3 separate regions of the Homo sapiens genome follow, and all the other regions are linked to region 1. Evidence: chromatin loops called from intact Hi-C (ENCODE). Cell type or tissue: endothelial cell of umbilical vein. All regions are shown on one strand. Each heading gives the region's core, and the rest is flanking DNA. Links, peaks and the distances in the headings are about the cores only. Region 1 has its middle 19 kb from the start of PTPDC1. Region 2 holds the start of MIRLET7A1 (microRNA let-7a-1). Region 3 has its middle 27 kb from the start of MIRLET7A1HG.

Region 1 (6,391 bases), core at 991-5,990:
GGTCTCTGAAATGCCTTCAAGGCGTTTTTCCCATTGTCTTGGCTATCAGCACTTGCCTTCCTTTTCGTTGTGCAAATTTCTGCAGCCTGCTTGAATTGCTCTCCTGTAAATGGACTTTTCTTTTCTACCACATGGCCAGGCTGCAAATTTTCCAAACTTCTATGCTCTGCTTCCCTTTTAAATATAAGTTTTAGTTTCAGGTCATGTCTTTGCTCATGCATATGAGCATAGGCTTTTAGAAGCAGCCGGGTGACTTCTTGAATGTTTTGCTGCTTAGAAATTTCTTCCACTAGATACCCTAAATTCTCTCTCAAGTTCAAAGTTCCACAGATACCTAGGGCAGGGGCACAATCCAGCCAAGCTCTTTGCCAAGGTTTAACAAAAGTGACTGTTGCTCCAGTTCCCAGTAAATTCCCCATTTCCATCTGAGACCTCCTCAGCCTGGCCTTCACTTTCCATATCACTATCAGCATTTTAGTTACAACCATTCAACAAGTCTCTAGGAAGTTCCAAATTTTCCCTCATCTTCCAGTCTTCTGACCCCTTCCCACTCTTCCAACCTCTGCCCATTACCCAGTTCCAAAGCTGCCTCCACATTTTCAAGTATCTTTATTAGTCCATTCTCGCATTGCTATAAAGAAATACATGAAACTGGGTAATTTCTAAAGAAAAGAGGTCTGATTGCCTCATGGTTCTGCAGGCTGTGCAGGAAGCATGGCAGCATCTGCTTTTGGGGAGGCCTCATGGTGGAAGGCAAAGTGGGAGCAGGAGCAGGAGGAAGGGCGGGGAGGTGCTACACACTTTTAAACAACCAGATATCATGAGAACTCTACCACAACATCAAGGAGATGATGCAAAACCATTCATGAAGGATCCATCCTTATGATCCAGTCATCTCCCACAGGCCCCACCTCCAACACTGGGGAACACAATTTGACATGAGATTTGGGTGGGGACACAGATCCAAACCATATTAGACATGTTTTCGGTAGGCTTTAGGATACAGAGATAAATAAGACGTGAATAGACTCAAGGAACTCAGTCTAATATGGTCCATTTCAGTTTGACAGTTGTGTCACGAGGGTACCTATATACTGGCTTTTCCATTCTCTAGAGACATAAAGGTGAACCAGTCATAACTCATCCTCATGACCCCATGGTCTACAGGGGAGACTGTCAGGTATACATGTTTCATTACATTATAGCTGAAGAGCAAAGAGTGAGGGCAGGGAAAGCTTCACAAAAAAAGTGATGACTGGTCCAAGTTTGTCACCAGCATGCTCTGTCACTCTCCATGCTGTATCATGTGGGACAAGGCAGGACCTTCTCTGGGACATGGTTCATAACTTCTTATATACAAAATAGCCAGGGCTAGCGTCCCAGCTGCTCCAAAATTCCATGATTCTAATATGGTGATAATTGTTTTTCTCATCAAAATGTTTTAAGAAAATAGTCCAAATTTTAAAATATGGTAAAAAATGTTTTATCTAAGTCTAATCTTAATGGATATCCTTTCAAATTAAGTTTTTGCTAATGAATTTCCTGGAACAACTTGTTCCATTAGTCCCTTTACTTAATGTCTTTATGTAACGTTCATTTGAAATACTATGCACATTATAAAATTTTGCATTAATTAGTATGATACCTGGTGTGTGACATTATTAATATTTCAGGAAGCATTCTTTTTAATTTCACTTTAGATCACCCCTGTGATTTTAATTCCTGTATTTCTTTTGAAGGGAAACAGCTTTATCAAATAGGATTTTAGATTTTAAATTTTGTACTTTTTTGAGCGTATAAAGATTGCTTTTAGAAGTAAAATTTTAGTGAACTTGAAATTCTCAAAGAATCACTGAGATTTGAGAAGTGACTTTTTTCTCAGAGGAATGATCCAGTGCACCAAAGAAAAATATTAATTAGGGCTGGATTTAATTACCATTGTAGATTTATTGGTACAAGAATTTCAACAAGTTTTTATTGCCTTTAAATAAAATTCATAGCCATTTAATAAGCTAATAAAAGTATAATATTTGACCTCCCAATAATAGATGTTCAAACCGTAAACATGGTTTTGCCAAGAAAATTATTAAAATCATTATTTAGAAAAAACGTTTGAATCGTGTTATTTTATCTTGTATCACAGTCAACTCCATAAACTTTTCTGGGTTATGTGCTTGCATTTTATGGAAATAGTTTTGTCATTTATAAAATTCCACAACTGAGTTTTGTTTTCATCAATATTTACATTGAGGTACACTTAGGAACTACAAAGTTGAATTACACAGTTGTTTATCTGGAAGCTCAAAAATGTTGAGATCATCTTTATTAGAATTTCTTTCATCCGCAGCTGTGTACTAATTGAAAAAACTGAACTGGAAGCTGAAAGATGGGATTAACTACCACCCTACTACTTAGTGTGTGTTAATCCTACTGACATGACTTCTACCCCTTTAAAATAGGGGATGATAGCTACTTCGTAGAGTTCTTTTTAGAAAAAAGTGACTTAATACTGGTGTCTGGCACATAGAAATAACTTAATAAGTATAATTTTTGGTTTTTTGACATCTAAGAAGATTTAATTAACTTTTCTCAATGGAAACTGTATCATTTGAGCAATACAATAATCTGTTAGCCATGAAATTTAGCATGTGTAATTAATGTAAAAATTATTGAGGTATTTTACATTGTATTTTTTGTGTTAAATTTTCAGCATCTTGTGTGTATTTTACACTTAACAGCACATCTCAACCTGACTAGCCATATTTCAAGTATCTGCCACTTGGCCAGTGACTGCAGCATTGGATAACAAAGGTCTAGCCATATTTTGGGTGATTAATAAATGACTGTCCCAAGGCAAACTTTCAAAAAATAATTTTTTTTCCAACAGACTACCATGGCTGCAGGAGTCTTGCCTCAGAATGAACAACCATATTCTACCTTGGTGAATAACAGCGAGTGTGTTGCAAACATGAAAGGTAATGTCTCTTTAATACACTTTTTGTCTCTCTGTGCAAGCTGGCATTTAATAAAAGTAGCTATATGAATGGACACAAAAGAAAAGGCTCTCTTCTTCATATTGGAATCCCAGGTTGCAAGTATTACTTACTGCCTTACCATCTTGGCCTGTTAGAATTCCTTTTCAAAATCCTGAATAATGGCCTTGGCCTTTTAAGAAGGAGTATTGCAAACAGTGTTTGTCTCCTGCATAATTATCATCAGCTGAGATTATGCATTTGTTCCTATCATCAAAGGCCTACTTATGAATCAAACTTTAATTTTGTTCTCCTTTCATTAGTTGTAAGTGCCACTTAGCACATCCAGAAGCACTCCAGCCCTACTTCTCCCAGTGTCTTTTCTCCCATGCCATTTTGCTTTTTATATGACACCCCAGGCAAGGACAAGTGTCGTGACTTGAACTCTTACTACCACATTTGCCCTTTACTCGTCCTGACCATCACAAGCTCTGAGCTGGGAGCCTCCCTGCTTCTGCTTTAGATATTGCTGGTCTTGCTACCACCACCGGCAGTTAGCCAAGGGAGATGTTAAGTAATTTCTCTTGGCAGTACCACTTGCAGTATTTTCTAACTGCCCCCTTGGGGCTTTGCCCACCTTCACTTTAGTCCTACTGTATGGAGAACTTTGAAGGATTTCTCCCCTAAGTATGGATTAGATGATAGGAAGAAGAGTAAAGGAGTAAGGGTCTAACTAAAGGTATTGAGTTCAACACTTGCTAGGAACAAGTCAGTTCTGTTGTGTTCTTGCTGGAATCTGACCACTCCACCAGGGGGCGTTCTCTCTCATCAAGAAAACCATTGTTTCCCACTTCTCATCTTGTCTAAACTCCGTATGCTTGTAGATACTCCTTCATCTGTCTTTGCTGTGTTTGGCCCTAGAGGCACTAATACTACTGGTAACTACCATTTGTGGACAGCTTCTAGGTGCCAGACTTAATGTGTTAGTTTCCCTGGTCTTAGAAAGAAGTACTGTCTAAAACAAACACAAGAATGATGTCTAGTGGCTGCTTCCCTTCTAGATGTCTAGTGGCTGCTTCCCTTCTAGAATAATGTTTCTTTCCCCCTGAGTAACTCTTCAGCCAACAAGTCTGAGTCAGACAAACCTTTTTCCCTTTTCTTTCTTCTGTTGTAAATGTTACCTCTTAGTTGGTGTTTCTCAATGGCAATTCTGTTGGCTTTGCGGGTGGGACAACTCTTTGTTGTGCTGGAGAGCTCTGAGCACCTAAGACATATAGCATCTCTGACCCCTACCACTAAATCCAGTAGCATCCCCAGGTTCCAGTGACAATGAAAAAACCCGGCATATTTCCAAATACCCCCAGGAAGGTTGTACCACCTGTATTGTGATCCACTAGGTATGCTGATTTTTACCTTTCCAAAAAACATTTTTTAATTAAAATTTTCCTCTTAGTATAAATGCAGCTAATTTTTAATTAGGAAAAAATCTAGACAAATAACATCTGCTTTATAGCTAATTTTATTAAAGCATATCTCATCTATAAAGATAGTTATACTTTATTATGTTTGTGGATGGGAAGTATTTTTTTAAATGTTATATAATGATTCATGGGAAAATTTAATTGGGGGGATACATAAAGTATTTATTTTTAAAGGAAAACAGAAAACTTATCAAGAAGTAGCTGTGGAGTGAGACAGAACTAGAGTTAAATCTTGATTCTACTACTTAAAAAAAATTTACTTTTTTTTTATTTTTTGAGATGGCGTCTCACTCTGTTGCCTAGGCTGGAGGGCAGTGATGCAATCTTGGCTCACTGCAGCCTCCGCCTCTCAGGTTCAAGAGATTCTCCTGTCTCAGCCTCCTGAGTAGCTGGGACCACAGGTGCATGCCACCACGCCCGGCTCATTTTTGTGTTTTTAGTAGAGATGGGGTTTCACCATGTTGGCCAGGCTGGTTTTGAACTCCTGACCTCAAATGACCCGCCTGCCTCAGCCTCCCAAACTGCTGCGATTACAGAAGTGAGCCACCATGCCCGGCCATAAAAAAATTAAAAAATAAAAAATAAAAAAACTTTTATTACAGAAAATTTCAAACACAAAAGTATACAGAATAAAATAAAGATCCCCATATTTGTATCATCCCCCATATATGCATCATCCCTCAAATATGTACCATAACCCAGCTTTAACAATCTCAGCCACTCACTTCTCTCACTCAGTTCCCTGCATCAGTATTACTTTGAAGCAAACTCAAGGCATCGCGTCATTTTGTTAAATAACCACATCATTGGCTGGGCGCGGTAGCTCACGCCTGTAATCTCAGCACTTTGGGACACTGAGGTGGGTGGATCATAAGATCAGGAGTTCGAGACCAGCCTGGCCAATATGGTGAAACCCCATCTCTACTAAAAATACAAAAAAATTAGCCGAGCATGGTGGCGTATGCCTGTAATCCCAGCTACTCGAGAGGCTGAGGCAGGAGAATTGCTTGAACCCGGGAGGTAGAGGTTGCAGGGAGCCAAGATCATGTCACTGCATTCCAGCCTGGGTGACAGAGTGAGACTCCATCTCAAAAAAAAAAAATAATAATAATAATAATAAACCACATTATTACTACCATACCTCAAATAATCAACATTATTTACTTGATATCATCAAATATCTAAACAGTGTTCAATTTTCTAATTGTCTTATAGATATACCATAGATATAATTATACATGTATATATTGTGTGTGTATAATTTGTTTGAATTGGGATCCAAAAAAAGTCAATACATTGTAATTGGTTGCTATTTAGCTTCAATCTCTTTTCTTTTTTGTCTCCCAGGCTGGAGTGCAGTGGCACCATCTCAGCTCCCTGTAACCTCTGCCTCCCAAGTTCAAGCGATTCTCATGTTTCAGCCTCCCGAGTAGCTGGGATTACAGGCATGCGCCACCATGCCTGGCTAATTTTTGTTTTCTTAGTAGAGACAGGGTTTAGCCATATTGGCCAGGCTGGTCTCAAACTCCTGGCCTCAGGTGATCCACCTACCACAGCCTCTGAAAGTGTTAGGATTACAGGCGTGAGCTACCGTGCCCGGCTTTCAATCTCTTTTAAACTTGGGCTTCCCTCTGTCTCTTTTTCCTTACAGTTTATTTGTTGGAGAAAACAGGTTTTTTTGCCTTGTGGAGTTTGCCACAACCTGTATTTTGCTGATAATATCGACATGATATTTTCTATAAATTGGTAGATAGATGTAGAGTCTAGTCAGATTTTTTTTAATTAACAAGACTGTTTCATGGGCAGTGCTATATTCCTCCCTCAGGATGCCCAGGCTGTATGATTGTCTTGCTTTTTGTGATGTTAATTTTTTTATTTTGAAATAATTTCAAACTTACAGTAAAGGTACAAGAAAAGCACACAAAAGAACTCCTACAT
Region 2 (6,391 bases), core at 582-5,581, 110 kb after region 1:
GAGGTTGAGGATTGTAGTAGAAGTACCAGATGCTTTTTCTTTTAGCTGTTTTTTTTCGTTGCTGTTGTTTGGTTGGTTTTGGTTTTGGTTTTTTTTTTTTTTTTTTTGGCTGTTATTGTTTTAAAAGTAAGGACTAGGCCGGGTGCAGTGGCTCACGCCTGTAATCCCAGCACTTTGAGAGGCGAAGGCAGGCAGGCAGGCAGATCACCTGAGGTCAGGAGTTCGAGACCAGCCTGGCCAACATGGTGAAACCCCGTCTTTACTAAAAATACAAAAATGAGCTGGGCGTGATGGTGGATGCCTATAATCCCAGCTACTTGGGGGGCTGAGGCAGGAAAATCGCTTGAACCCAGGAGGCGGAGGTTTCAGGAGCCAAGATCACACGGTTGCACTCCAGCCTGGGTGACAGAGCAAGACCTCGTCTCTAAAAAAATAAAAGTAAGGACAGTGCTGATTCATGGGAAATATTTTGGCTTATAAAGGGCCTGACGTTAGGGACAAGTGTGTCTGTGAGTTCCTAGTTTGCATAACCTGGCCTTGTAGAATTGAAATGGTCTCAAATGTAGTATAGTTTAGTGATGCAGTACTGTCTCTAATTTGGGGCAAGTTATTAAGCTTCTTACCACCAGTTTTCATCTAGAGATGATGAAGTAGTTGGACCTTACATATTTTGGATATATGGTATTAATAAATCTTTCCCTTTTTGTTACAGACGTGTTGATACTGCAGCTAGGAAAGCTGAGGGACTTCGGCTAAATTTCTTTTGCAAGATTTCAATGGCAGAGAATTAGTAGGGCCAGGATTTGAACCCTGGTTTTTATTGACTCCAAATGAGTAATGCTGTGAACATTCAAATACACGTTTTTTCAATTCTCTTGCCCTTTTTTTTTGCGGGGAGGGGCAGGGTCTCACTCTCTTGCTCTGACTGGAGTGCAGTGGTGTGGTCATAGCTTACTGCAACCTTTAACTCCTAGGCTCAAGCAATCTTCCTGCCTCAACCTCCTGAGTAACTCAGCTGGGACCATAAGCCTGCACCACCACACCCAGCCATGTTCAGTTCTCTAGAGTATATACCTAGAAATGGAATTGCTGGGTCATATGGTGAACTGTTTTTTACTCATCACTAACCAGTTCTGACACCAACAATCAATTCTTCAACTCGACACCAACAGAGTGTCCTACAATTAAATTTAATTCTGAAACTACCTGAAGTTAGTACAAACTTCACAGGTTGAGGGCTCAAACACGTAAGACTGCCCCCGCTTCAGATGCAGGTTTCTACCTGAATTTTTAACCAACCAGCTATAAATTAGGGGGTTTCACAACCTCTTCCACTGGGTCTATAATTTGCTAGGATGGCTTACAGAACACAGGAAGACACTCATTATCACTGGTTTATTATAAAGGATTTAAATGAATAGCCAGATGAAGAGGTCCTTAAGCTGAAGTCCAGGAGGGTTCCTAGCACAGGAGCTTCTGTATCTATGGAGTTAGGGTTACACCAGCCTCCTGGCATGAAGATGTGTTTTTCAACTCAGAGCTGTCCAAACCCTGACACTTAAGGGGTTTTTATGGAGGTTTCATACTTAGGCATGATTGATTACATTATTGGCCTTTGATGATTGGCTTACTCTCTGTCCTCTCTGCTTTACCTGGAGGTTGAGGGGGTGAGGCTGAAAGTTCCACCCCTCTAATCACACCTTGGTCTTTCTGGTGACTATCCCCCTCCTGAAACTACAGGAGCCACCAATCGACTCAGTAGCATTAAACAGACATTCATCACTTAGGAAATTCTGAGGGTTTTAGGAGCTGTATGCCAGCCAGGATCTTCAAATGGAGACAAAGACGAAATACGTGTTTCTGATTCCACTTAACAACTGTTTGACTTGTCTACAAGTTTTGTTCTCCAAAGCAGCTGCACCATTTCACATTCCCACCAGCAATCTAAGGGTTCCAATTTTCTCCGCATCCTTGTCAACACTTTTATTAATCTTATTAGCCATCCTAATGAATAATGTATCTTTTCATGTGCCTGTTGGCCATTTGTGCTTATGAGTCATATCTTTGGTGAAATATCTATTAAAATATTTTACCATTAAATTAGGTTGTTTTAAGTTACTTTAATGTGTGTTTTGCACACCAGTTTACAAAGAATGCAGATCCATTTTTTTTGCATGTGGCTATACAGCCGTCAGCATTATTTGTTGAAAAAACGATTCCCAGTTGAATTGTCTTGTCATGGTTGAAAATCAGTTGACCCATGTATGGGTTTATTTCTAGACTTTAAATTCTATTATATTGAGCCGTATGTTTTTTATTACGTTTTGTAATTTTAAAAATTAGTGCTTTTGGTTACTAAATCACTACAAAATAAATTTAGTCCCTATCTTAAAAGATAATCTTCGTAGTAGCTACCTCCTAAATATGAAGTCTGTAAATTAAAGGGTAATAATACAGTTTAGATTACTTGGGTTTATTAAAGATTTTGGACTCTGCCTTCAATCCACATATTACCTTTCTATCTAAAGGAAAGGATCCTGACCCTGAATCAGATCCAGGTGATTATCTTTGATTTAGTCCTAATAAGACCACTTAGTGTTTGCTCGCATGGGATAAATGAGTAGGTTCCTTTAAAAATTAGTTTCTATTTGTGTGTGTTTTTTATATTATCTCGTTGTATGTTAGTGCATTTGGATTATGCATGATGTACAGGACTTTTGGGTTTTGAAGTCATTGGATTTTTAATTAGAGGCTGTCATGTTTTTCTGTAATGATTTTTTGTTGTTTCTTGAAGGATAAGTTATTTCATGCATTTTCATTTGTAGGAACTGTAAGAAAACCAGCAGTTAATAATAGTAAAAGGTGGTGGTAAGAGGGTGATTTCTGAATCTTGTAAATACATGGTTTTAGGAGCGGATTCAGATAACCAAGCATTTAAAATACTATTAATGAAATACAGGAAATGAAACCACAGCATAGATTATGCATGTAGCCAAAATGTTCAGTTAAACTTCATTTTCAACGTAAGTGAATGAAAATGGTCTAATACTATTTTTCTTATCACTCACACAGGAAACCAGGATTACCGAGGAGGAAAAAAAGCCTTCCTGTGGTGCTCAACTGTGATTCCTTTTCACCATTCACCCTGGATGTTCTCTTCACTGTGGGATGAGGTAGTAGGTTGTATAGTTTTAGGGTCACACCCACCACTGGGAGATAACTATACAATCTACTGTCTTTCCTAACGTGATAGAAAAGTCTGCATCCAGGCGGTCTGATAGAAAGTCAGTTAACTAATTGTACAATATTTAAGATTAACTTGTCTTAAAGAGATGTAGTGCAGCATTTGTTTATGGCCTGGAAATAAATTAATTTAGAGATAAAGTCTGTAGCAAGTACACTGGATGGGGGTGGGGAAACCTTTTGCTTCTTGTCTTATTTCTCTGTGTCAGAATAAATGTATTTTTTTATTTTGATTTATGCTGATAATTTTATGTTGAAATTTTCTTTCGAAAGAGATTGTACTTTCCATTCCAGAAGAAAACATTGCTCTATCAGAGTGAGGTAGTAGATTGTATAGTTGTGGGGTAGTGATTTTACCCTGTTCAGGAGATAACTATACAATCTATTGCCTTCCCTGAGGAGTAGACTTGCTGCATTATTTTCTTTTTATTTAGATGATATTAAAACTCAGAAGAATTAATTTTGACATTTTGTATTTACAGTTTATCAGTTAATTTTCTCTGTTCAAGTAGTACAGTAGGCACAGATTAACATTTAAATTTTTCACATATGGTATATTTCAGAAATTTGAAGTTAAGCAAAAATTTTAATGAGTAGAGAAAGTAAGTAGCCTTCAGGAAATCTTCATAGAGGACCAGGCCCTTTTGGAATTGTGAATAGGTTTATTGCCTTACATCCTGGTACACATGTCCAAGGTCAGGTCCTGGGTGGTAAAGGTAAATACAAATTGGAAGGGCACTGTGTGAGCCAAAATGAGTCAGATTAGTCATGATTCATTTCCAGTTTGGGTTTTGGGTGGTCTTGGAGAATGTTGTAAGCACTGCTTCATTGATAGGTTGATTGAGCCAGACTTTACTCAGCAGCCTGGAAAAGGAGAGATGGGCTCTGGGTTCTACCTTTGCTCACTGGTAAGTTGCTAAGATTTCAGCTTTGCCCTCAAACCCTGAAGTAGTCCTTCATTCACACAGTGGGATCACTCGAAAATGTCAGATGGGGAAGTCCATAGGTTGTTACTTTAAAGAAAATAGAAAAAATGCTGGAAAAGGTTTCTTCAATTTTAATACCCATGAAGGCCCATGTTTTAGCTTTCCTCCGATGGGCAAACCATACACTAACTTGGGCCTTGTAATCAACAAGCAAGGCTAAAAGCTCTCTAAGTGCTTGCTGTTTAAACTATTTTGTGTTGGAAGAAGAGTTGGAAAAGAGGCAGTGTGGAGGTGAGGGAGAAGTTCCCTCCCTCCAATCATTTCCAATAAATGGAAATTTAAGGAGAAATTTGTGTTTATCCTTAATATCTAAGATAATCACTGTGCAGTGCCATTGGTACTTTTCATGAGAGTAGAAACATCAAACTTCCTTGGATGGGCCCAACCCAGGTGACTTAACTCTGGACCAAATGTATGCTTTTTGTTTTATCCACTGTGGACAGCTGCATAGATAATTGGTCTTTGTTCTAAACTGCACATAAAAACATGGGAGAAAATGACATTTGTTGCCTTTTGATGTGCCAAAGAAGAGTGGGAATGTTCTAAGAATTCTTTTTGGCTTAATCTTTGTTGAATTGAAAATATGTATAACTCTTCTGCTGAAAGTGTAGCAAGTACAGTCATGAAATTTTGTGGTCTTCCTGACATGTTCTTCCAGCATAACGTTGCCACCTTCAGTTGGAAACGTATCCTTATCTAATAATTAAGCCCTGGAGAAAAATTAATTTATATATTTTATTAATTACATAAGGACATTGTTATTAGCTAAGCAGAGTAAGTAAATCGAAATAAAACTTTAAAAATGCCTTTATGGAGAGAATGACTATCTCTGAAAGCTTGTTTTTAATGATGATAAAATTCATGATCAGAATTTGTTTCTGTTTGCTTTAATTCAGGGGTCAAAAACTGAAATACCATCAGAGGCCCAGGAGGGGCTAGTTGTAACTGGCAAATATAGTAAATTAATTTGCTCTGGTTGATAGGTAGCAAGCAGGGTTTATATACATTGTCACCTACTTTTCCAGTTAACAGGAGAGACTGGAGATTTTATGAAATTTGATATTTAAATGTTGGTAACTGGGTTGGGCACCATGGCTCACACCTCTAATCCCAGCACTTCGGGAGGCTGAGGCGGGTGGAGCACCTGAGGTCAGGAGTTAAAGACCATCCTGACCAGCCTGGTGAAACACAGTCTCTAATAAAGATACAAAAATTAGGCCGGGTGTGGTGGCTCATGCCGGTAATCCCAGCACTTTGGGGAGGCCAAGGTGGGCGGATCACCTGAGTCAGGAGTTTGAGACCAGCCTGCCTAAATGGTGAAAACCTGTTTCTACTAAAAATACAAAAAAGTAGCTGGGCGTGGTGGTGGGCGCCTGTAATCCCAGCTACTCTGGGGGCTGAGGCAGGAGAATCACTTAAACCCAGGAGGCAGAGGTTGCAGTGAGCCGAGATCACACCACTGTACTCCAGCCTGGGTGACAGAGCGAGACTGTCCAAAAAAAAAATTGATAATTAAATGTTAAAAGTCAGCGACTCCAGTAATACGTGGTGGGCTGAGTATTAGACTACTGGCTTACATCCTCTGATGTCATTACTTTCTTGTTCGTTTGTGACTTGAGGTTGGATTTTAAGCAAATGTATTTGTGGCTTTTTACCAAGGTCATATGGCCAGATAACTTTTCAAAAGCATTAGTTAAAGAATTCTGATTAGTTTGAATTAGAAACAAAACTCAAAGAACATGACCTAATTTAACAGGTTAATTTGAAGTGCATCTGCCAAGTAGAAGACCAGCAAGAAAAAAAAAATGGGTTCCTAGGAAGAGGTAGTAGGTTGCATAGTTTTAGGGCAGGGATTTTGCCCACAAGGAGGTAACTATACGACCTGCTGCCTTTCTTAGGGCCTTATTATTCACCGATAACCTGTTTCCTTGCTACTTTGCTTTGGTGTAAGCAGAGTTCTTTCTGTAGGTTTTTTCAAATGAAAACATTGCAAGAATATCAAAGAGAGCAGTGTTTGCGTTAGTGATTATAAACTGCAGCATGGTGCTGACATTGATAACTGAAAGTCAACTAATGAGAATTTGAGACTTCTGAAGTACACTTAGTTGCTAGTGTCTCCCTTTTGGTGTCACTGGAAAGTTTAGAAAGCATGGTTTTGTTTT
Region 3 (6,391 bases), core at 919-5,918, 74 kb after region 1:
TAAAACTACAGTAATCAATACTGAGTGGTTTTGGTATATAGATAGATTAATGGAACAGAATAAGGATTCTAGAAAAAGACCCATGCATATATGGACACATGATTTTTGACAAAGGTACAAAGGCAAAGGAGTAGAGAAAGGATAGTGATTTTTTGTTTTGTTTTGTTTGTAGATATGAGGGTCTCACTGGGTTGACTGGGCCAGGCTTGAACTCCTGCCCTCAACCATCCTCCCACGTTGGCCTCCCAAAGTGCTGGTATTACAATCGTGAGCCACCTCACCTGTCTGAGAAAAGATAGTCTTTCAACAAATGGTGCTGGGACAATTAGACATTTATAGATATATAAAAGAACTTGGATGTATATCGTTCACCATATTAAAAAATCAACTCAAAAAGGATCATAAACCTAAATGTAAAATCTAAAATTATAAAATTTTTAGAAGAAAACATGAGAGAAACATGTGTGGCCTTGGGTTAGCTCAAGATTTGTGAGATGCAACACCAAAAGTACAATCCATAAGAACAGGTTGGTAAATTGAACTACATCAAAATTTAAAGTTTGTTCCTCAAAAGACACTGAGAGAGAATGAAAACAAAAACAAAAACAAAAAAACTTAACTGCTCTATGAGAAGAACGAGAAGACAATCCACAGACTAGGAAAGAATCTTTGCAAAGCATATATCTGTTAAAGGACTTGCATCCAGACTATATGAAAGCTCTCAAAATTCAACAGTAAGAAAAAAAGAGCAGCCCAAACTTTTAAGAGTCCAAAAGATTTGAATAGACCAACAAAGATATACAGTTGATAAATAAACACATGAAAATAGGCACTATTAGTCATTAGAGAAATGCAAATTAAAACGTCATTAGCTTTAGAGAAATACACACTTTAGAATGGTTAAAATTTAAAAGACCGACCATACCAAGTGTTGATGAGGATATAATGAAATGGAAACTCTCATCCACTTCCAGTGGGAATATAAAATGGCCCAATCCATTTAGAAAATGGTTTGGCAATACCTTATATGATCCAGCCATTCTGTCAGAGGCATTTGAACCAGAGCCAACTCCATCCTGAATAGGAACTGGGTAAAATGAGGCTGAGACCTACTGGGCTGCATTCCCAGGAGGTTAAGGCATTCTAAGTCACAGGATGAGATAGGAGGTAGTCACAAAATATAGGTCATAAAGACCTTGCTGATAAAACAGGCTGCAGTAAAGAAGCTGGCTAAAACACCAAATCAAGATGGCAACAAGAGTGATCTCTGGTCACCCTCACTGCTACACTCCCACCTACACCATGACAGTTTACAAATGCCATGGCAATGTCAGAAAGTTACTCTATATGGTCTAAAAAGGGGAGGCATGAATAATCCACCCCTTGTTTAGCATATCATCAAGAAATAATCATAAAAATGGGCAACCAGTAGCCCTCAGGACTGCTCTGCCTATAGAGTAGCCATTCTTTTATTCCATTACTTTCTTAATAAACTTGCTTTCACTTTATGCACTGACCTCGAATTCTTTCTTGCGAGAGATCCAAGAACCCTTTCTTGGGGTCTGGATCAGGATCCCTTTCCAATAACAATTCCACTCCTAGGCATTTACCCAAAAGAAAAAAAATACATATATCCCTACAAAGACTTGTACATGAGTGTTCACAGCAGCTTTATGTGGAATAGCCAAAAACTGGAAATAACACAAACATCCATGAACAGGTGAACAGATAAACTAACTGTGGTTATAAAAATAGGTGAAATACTATCTAGCAATTTAAAAAGAATAAGTTATTAACACATACAACAGGAATGAATTTCAACCTAATTATGCTGAGTGAAAGACTCTAGACAAAAAAAGAATTATATACTTTGTAATTTCATTTATATGAAACTCTAGAAAATGCAAAGTAATCTGTAGTGACAGATAGCTGATCTGTGGTTGCCTGGAGGTGGGGAAGGGAGAGGAAGGAGGCATGATCATAACTGAAAAGCAGGTTAGTTGCTTGCCACACACAGTATCCAATTAACAAAGTGAGATCTGGTACAAAACAAGTGAATTTATTCCAAAGCTAGCTTATGGAAAGAGGCACAAGGCGCCGTGACTTTAAATGTGCTGCTTCACTTTTGGAGCAGAAAACTTTTATAAGGTAGGCCGTGGGCCGGGCGCAGTGGCTCATGCCTGTAATCCCAACACTTTGGGAGGCCGAGGCGGGTGGATCCCAAGGTCAGGAATCCGAGACCAGCCTGACCAACGTGGGAAAACCCCGTCTCTACTAAAAATACAAAAATTAGCTAGGCATGGTGGTGTGTTCTTGTAATCCCAGCTACTTGGGAGGCTGAGGCAGGAGAATTGCTTGAACCGGGACCCAGGAGGCGGAGGTTGCAGTGAGCTGAGATCACGCCTCTGCACTCCAGCCTGGGCGACAGAGTGAGACTCTGTCTCAAAAAAAAAAAAGAAAGGTAGGGGGTGAAGTGTGCATGGGCAGGGGGTCCCAATGCTAGCTTGGTGACTTATCTATCCAACAGTTGAGTTGGCACCTTCTTGGGCAAAAATAAGTTGTAAACGTGGCCACACCAGCATGCTTTTGACATGCCCTCTGCATGGGTACAAGTTCTGAGGCAATCCCCTGGAGGTGAGAGTTCCATGGGGTATGTTTCAGTCTGCAAATCAACTGTCAACTGTCTTGGAGCACATAGTTAGATGAATTTGCCTTGTAGGTAGTGTCTGGTGAGGGGAGGTGAAGATTATATTTGCATTTCTGAAGGCCAAAGTAGGAAGCAGGAAACAGAGAGGGAAAGAAAAAGAAATAAATAAGAGAATTTTTTTTTAAATTTAAACTATCTCTTGGCTGGGCAAGGTGGCTTATGCCTGTAATCCCAGCACTTTGGAAGACCAAGGCAGGCAGATCACTTGAGACCAGGAGTTCAAGACTACCCTGGCCAACATGGTGAAACCCCGTCTCAACTAAAAATACAAAAATTAGCCAGGCGAAGTGGCACATGCTTGTAGTCCCAGCTACTTGGGAAGCTGAGGCAGGAGAATCGCTTGAGCCCAGAAGGCGGAGGTTGCAGTGAGCTGAGATCGCGCCACTGCACTCCAGCCTGGGCAACACAGAGTGAGACTCTGTCTCAAATAAATAAATAACCGCCTGACCATCACCTGATGGTTGCCTGACATTCCCTCCCACCCCTGGAGGCCCTCTCCTGCCCTGCTCATGTCTGCCTGACTACCTACTGTAACATAATGATGGTGGTTTTCTCTGGGGAGGGCTCTGGGAAGGGTTGTTATATACAAGGGGAACTTGAGCTTTAACTATCATTTGAATTTTTATGGCACAAATGTGCCGACATATTAACTGTATTATTTTTTAAAGTTAGAAAAAATTTTCTAGCTCACAACTGAGTTCTGATGTTTGTTGATTCTGAATCTTCAGCAAACCTCTATGAGTTGTAATATTTTTACAGTAGGAGCTTTGTTTTTACAATCTAAAATATCTTTAAATGAACTGAAATTTATTTTTATTTAAAATGTTTTTCCTAAGAATTTCTAAAGGACTGTGTTTGGAAAAAATCTGCTTTTTAACAGATGTCTTACATTCCCTCCTCAGTCCTGTCTCTAAATATTACTTGGTAAAAGTAACACACTATTTTTCTAGACTCTGACTAATGCTTCTTTGGGTTTTTTTTTTTTTTTTTTTTTTTTGGCCACCGCCCATTCAGAACACAACCTCTATTACCAGATGTTTGTCTTCCTGCTTTCTATATTTAAAAGTCACAGATGAGATTTAGCTGGTATAGCCACATAGTTATTTTTTTGTCAACAGTTTAAAGTTTTGACAATCGGCATTGGCAAACTAATTTGAAGACCAAAACAAAAAAAATCTTGATTTAATTAAAGAGCTTAAGAAAGATTTCAGCCTGTCTGACTTCCGCAGGGCAGGCCAGGAGGTCAGAATGGCGCTCAGAAGTCCTCCTCCACAGGAATTCTAACCCGGAGCGCCTGCTGGCTACTGCCCAGAAACTGAGTCATGAAGAAACCCCACGTGTAAAATAATCCTTCAGGCAAATGGGAAACGGTACCTTAGAATGGACTGTATCAGAGCCATGGACTCAAGATTTGAATGAAATACAGAGCCAGCTAAGTTCCCTCCCGCTGGAGCCATTCATTCAGCACTTCATTATGGAGCATCTTAGAGTCCTTCCTGGGCTTAGGGACACAAATGGACCACGGGCTGCGTCGGCTCCTCAGCAGTTCAACTAAGTGGGGAGGCAAGCTCTGGGAACAGACTGCAGCCCCAGGCCAGATGGCTTCTTACCGGGAACATACCAGGTCATGTGAGGCCAAGAGCCCTCTGGGAAGGCAGAGAAGGCTCCACAGAGGAGGGGACATGACTCGTGGATTTGTATGCAGAAAATAGAGGGACAAGAATTCTGGACAACAAAACAATAGATACTAGCACTCCCGGCCTTTCATTCTGAAAAGCCAAATCATCCTTTGTCCACGGACTGTAGGGAGAGGTTGGGGTAGAAATAAAGTCAGTGAGTCATTCTGGTGGCAAATTTCAAACAGCCCCAACCCCCACTTTTTAAAACAGTCCACAAACAGGTGAGCAAGAGTAGCGCATTTCTTCTCTTTCTTTAAACCAACTCAGTGTAGACTTCAAGCCCCCATCTCTCCCCAGGCAGGTGAAATACCTGATCTCAGTCATGCCAGGCCTCCAAGAATGTGCCACGGTCCCAAGACCATCCGCAGCCCTACAGGTTGGGCCAGGTCCTCTGCTCCCCATCCCAGGGCCTGGGCTGTTGAGATGTGGAGCCTCTGGGGAGGGACCACTAGCAAAGCTGGAACACGTGTGTATTCTCTCTTTAAAGGATAGAAATGTGCCTAGAGGCCAGCATTTCCAAACATGCAGAGGGCCTCTCTCCAGCTGGGCCGGGGGTGAGAGCAACCCTGGCATTAAGCCTGTTCCCATTCCACCATCTGCATGGATGGCTCTGTCCGAGGTTTTTAACCACAGACATCCTGGTAATCGGGTTCCAGGAGTTCAGAGACCTGTCTTCTAATTTGGCATCCTCTCTTGACCCCAAGAAAATCACTTTTATCTTTCTCTTTGTGTGAAGTCAGCTGGCCACACCCCCAGCCATTCAATTTGTCTACAGATTCTTGGGCAAATGTCTTTCAGTTCCAACTCCCTGTCTCCAACCCTGGGTCAGTCTCTGGGTCTCTTTCCACTTCCCTCCACACCCCTCAGGGCCTGTCTAAAGACGCATCCTCCACATTCTTTCCCCACTTCCAAGTCCCATGGTTTCCCTGGCTTTGTCTGATAGGTACCAAAATGGGTCCCAGCTGGAGTCCAGCTTGTCCCCCACAGTGGGGGCCAATGTCGCATCATCCCGCACAGCACAGTCCCCTCACCTCTGAGACCTCACTTCTGCTGTGTTTCCACCCTTCCCCCGGTGACATCTGCCCTCCTGGCCCACTTCAGAGGAATTTTCTCCATGCACTTCCCCAGACCCCAGGCCAGTGACCTTCTCTTAGTCTGAGAACTTGGCAAATTCTTCTCCTCAGACAGCACTCACTTCCTGCAGTGAGCATGCTGCCCCAGACAACTGCGGGCTCCTGGGAGGCAAGGGTGGCTCAGGACAAAGATTTCCCCAGACCCGCAGAGCCCGCTGGTGTCCAAGGGGAGCAGAGGAGGAGAAGAATCTGCTACAAGGAGATTCTACAGGAGATTCTACAGTGTGGAGAAAATTGCAACGAGGCAAAACCACATCAGCATCATGAGCTACAGGCAGGAATGGAACAGGTTCCACAGAGTCAGGAAAGGGTCCACCTCCATTTAAGTCGGGCGGCCTCTGGACAGGGGCGCAGGGGTGTGGGGCAGACCTCCCCCTCTCTGCCCCCTCATTTGCCCCCCTGCCAGCCTGCGTGTCCCCTCCCTCGGTTGCGCTCCCACCACCTTTGCCCTTGTCCCTGAATCCCCAGGCATCTGGCCTCTCTGGAACCAGTCACTGGTCATGTCTGAGGTTCCAGGTCCCCTGCTCCCTCTGACCTCAGAAGCAGTGTAGACTTACTGCCCGCTCTCCTCCCTTGGCCCCTCTGGCTGTCTGACCCCTTTTCTGGGTCCTACTCCTCCTCCTGGCCCAACTGTCAGTGCTGCCCACACCCCTCACTGCCTCCTGGGGAGGGGTCACCCCACTGCGCCCATCCCTCCCAGCCGCTGTGGCCTGGGAGCTGGCATTCACCACCCAGAGCCAAACACAAGGCCCTGGAGCTTGTCCTGCCCCAGGGCCACCAGGATGAAGGCTGGCTGTCCTGCTGCCTCCTGTACCCTCTCTGTTTCATTTCCATCTGTAAAAGGCAGTGCCAAGAATGGTGGTTGTCAGAAG

The links. Hi-C counts contacts between places; a loop is a spot of excess contacts. Peaks named below come from ENCODE experiments on the same cell type or tissue, not always from the same donor. Only the 100,000 strongest peaks of a DNase experiment are listed, where the experiment ranks them.
Region 2: it touches region 1 in a loop (3-fold over the local background); 17 of 110 quality-filtered maps call a loop at or near these places.
Region 3: a loop joins it to region 1, with 2.6 times the contacts of the local background. A loop is called at or near these places in 5 of 110 quality-filtered maps.

The regions. Positions count from the first base shown.
Region 1 is chr9:94,061,847-94,068,237 of GRCh38, forward strand. It overlaps a transcript of PTPDC1 not described here. Among named protein-coding and RNA genes, the nearest start is that of PTPDC1, 19 kb to the right of the region's middle. In endothelial cell of umbilical vein, for the core only: a CTCF peak has its summit at 3,774 (motif pointing right); a DNase peak (open chromatin) is centred at 3,835.
Region 2 is chr9:94,172,793-94,179,183 of GRCh38, forward strand. It overlaps MIRLET7A1HG (miRlet-7a-1/let-7f-1/let-7d cluster host gene), which reads left to right. Exons shown (of 5, transcript NR_170278.1): 2 at 3,073-3,173. MIRLET7A1 (microRNA let-7a-1) reads left to right here and starts at 3,165; the gene lies at 3,165-3,244. It overlaps MIRLET7F1 (microRNA let-7f-1), which reads left to right and starts at 3,555; the gene lies at 3,555-3,641. LINC02603 (long intergenic non-protein coding RNA 2603) reads right to left here. Exons shown (of 3, transcript NR_160773.1): 3 at 3,777-4,939. It also overlaps MIRLET7D. In endothelial cell of umbilical vein, for the core only: no CTCF peak of the experiment used is centred there; a DNase peak (open chromatin) is centred at 3,079; H3K27ac peaks cover 1,063 bases.
Region 3 is chr9:94,136,069-94,142,459 of GRCh38, forward strand. No RefSeq gene overlaps it. Among named protein-coding and RNA genes, the nearest start is that of MIRLET7A1HG, 27 kb to the right of the region's middle. RefSeq lists an enhancer at 5,034-5,203. In endothelial cell of umbilical vein, for the core only: no CTCF peak of the experiment used is centred there; a DNase peak (open chromatin) is centred at 3,983; H3K27ac peaks cover 1,836 bases.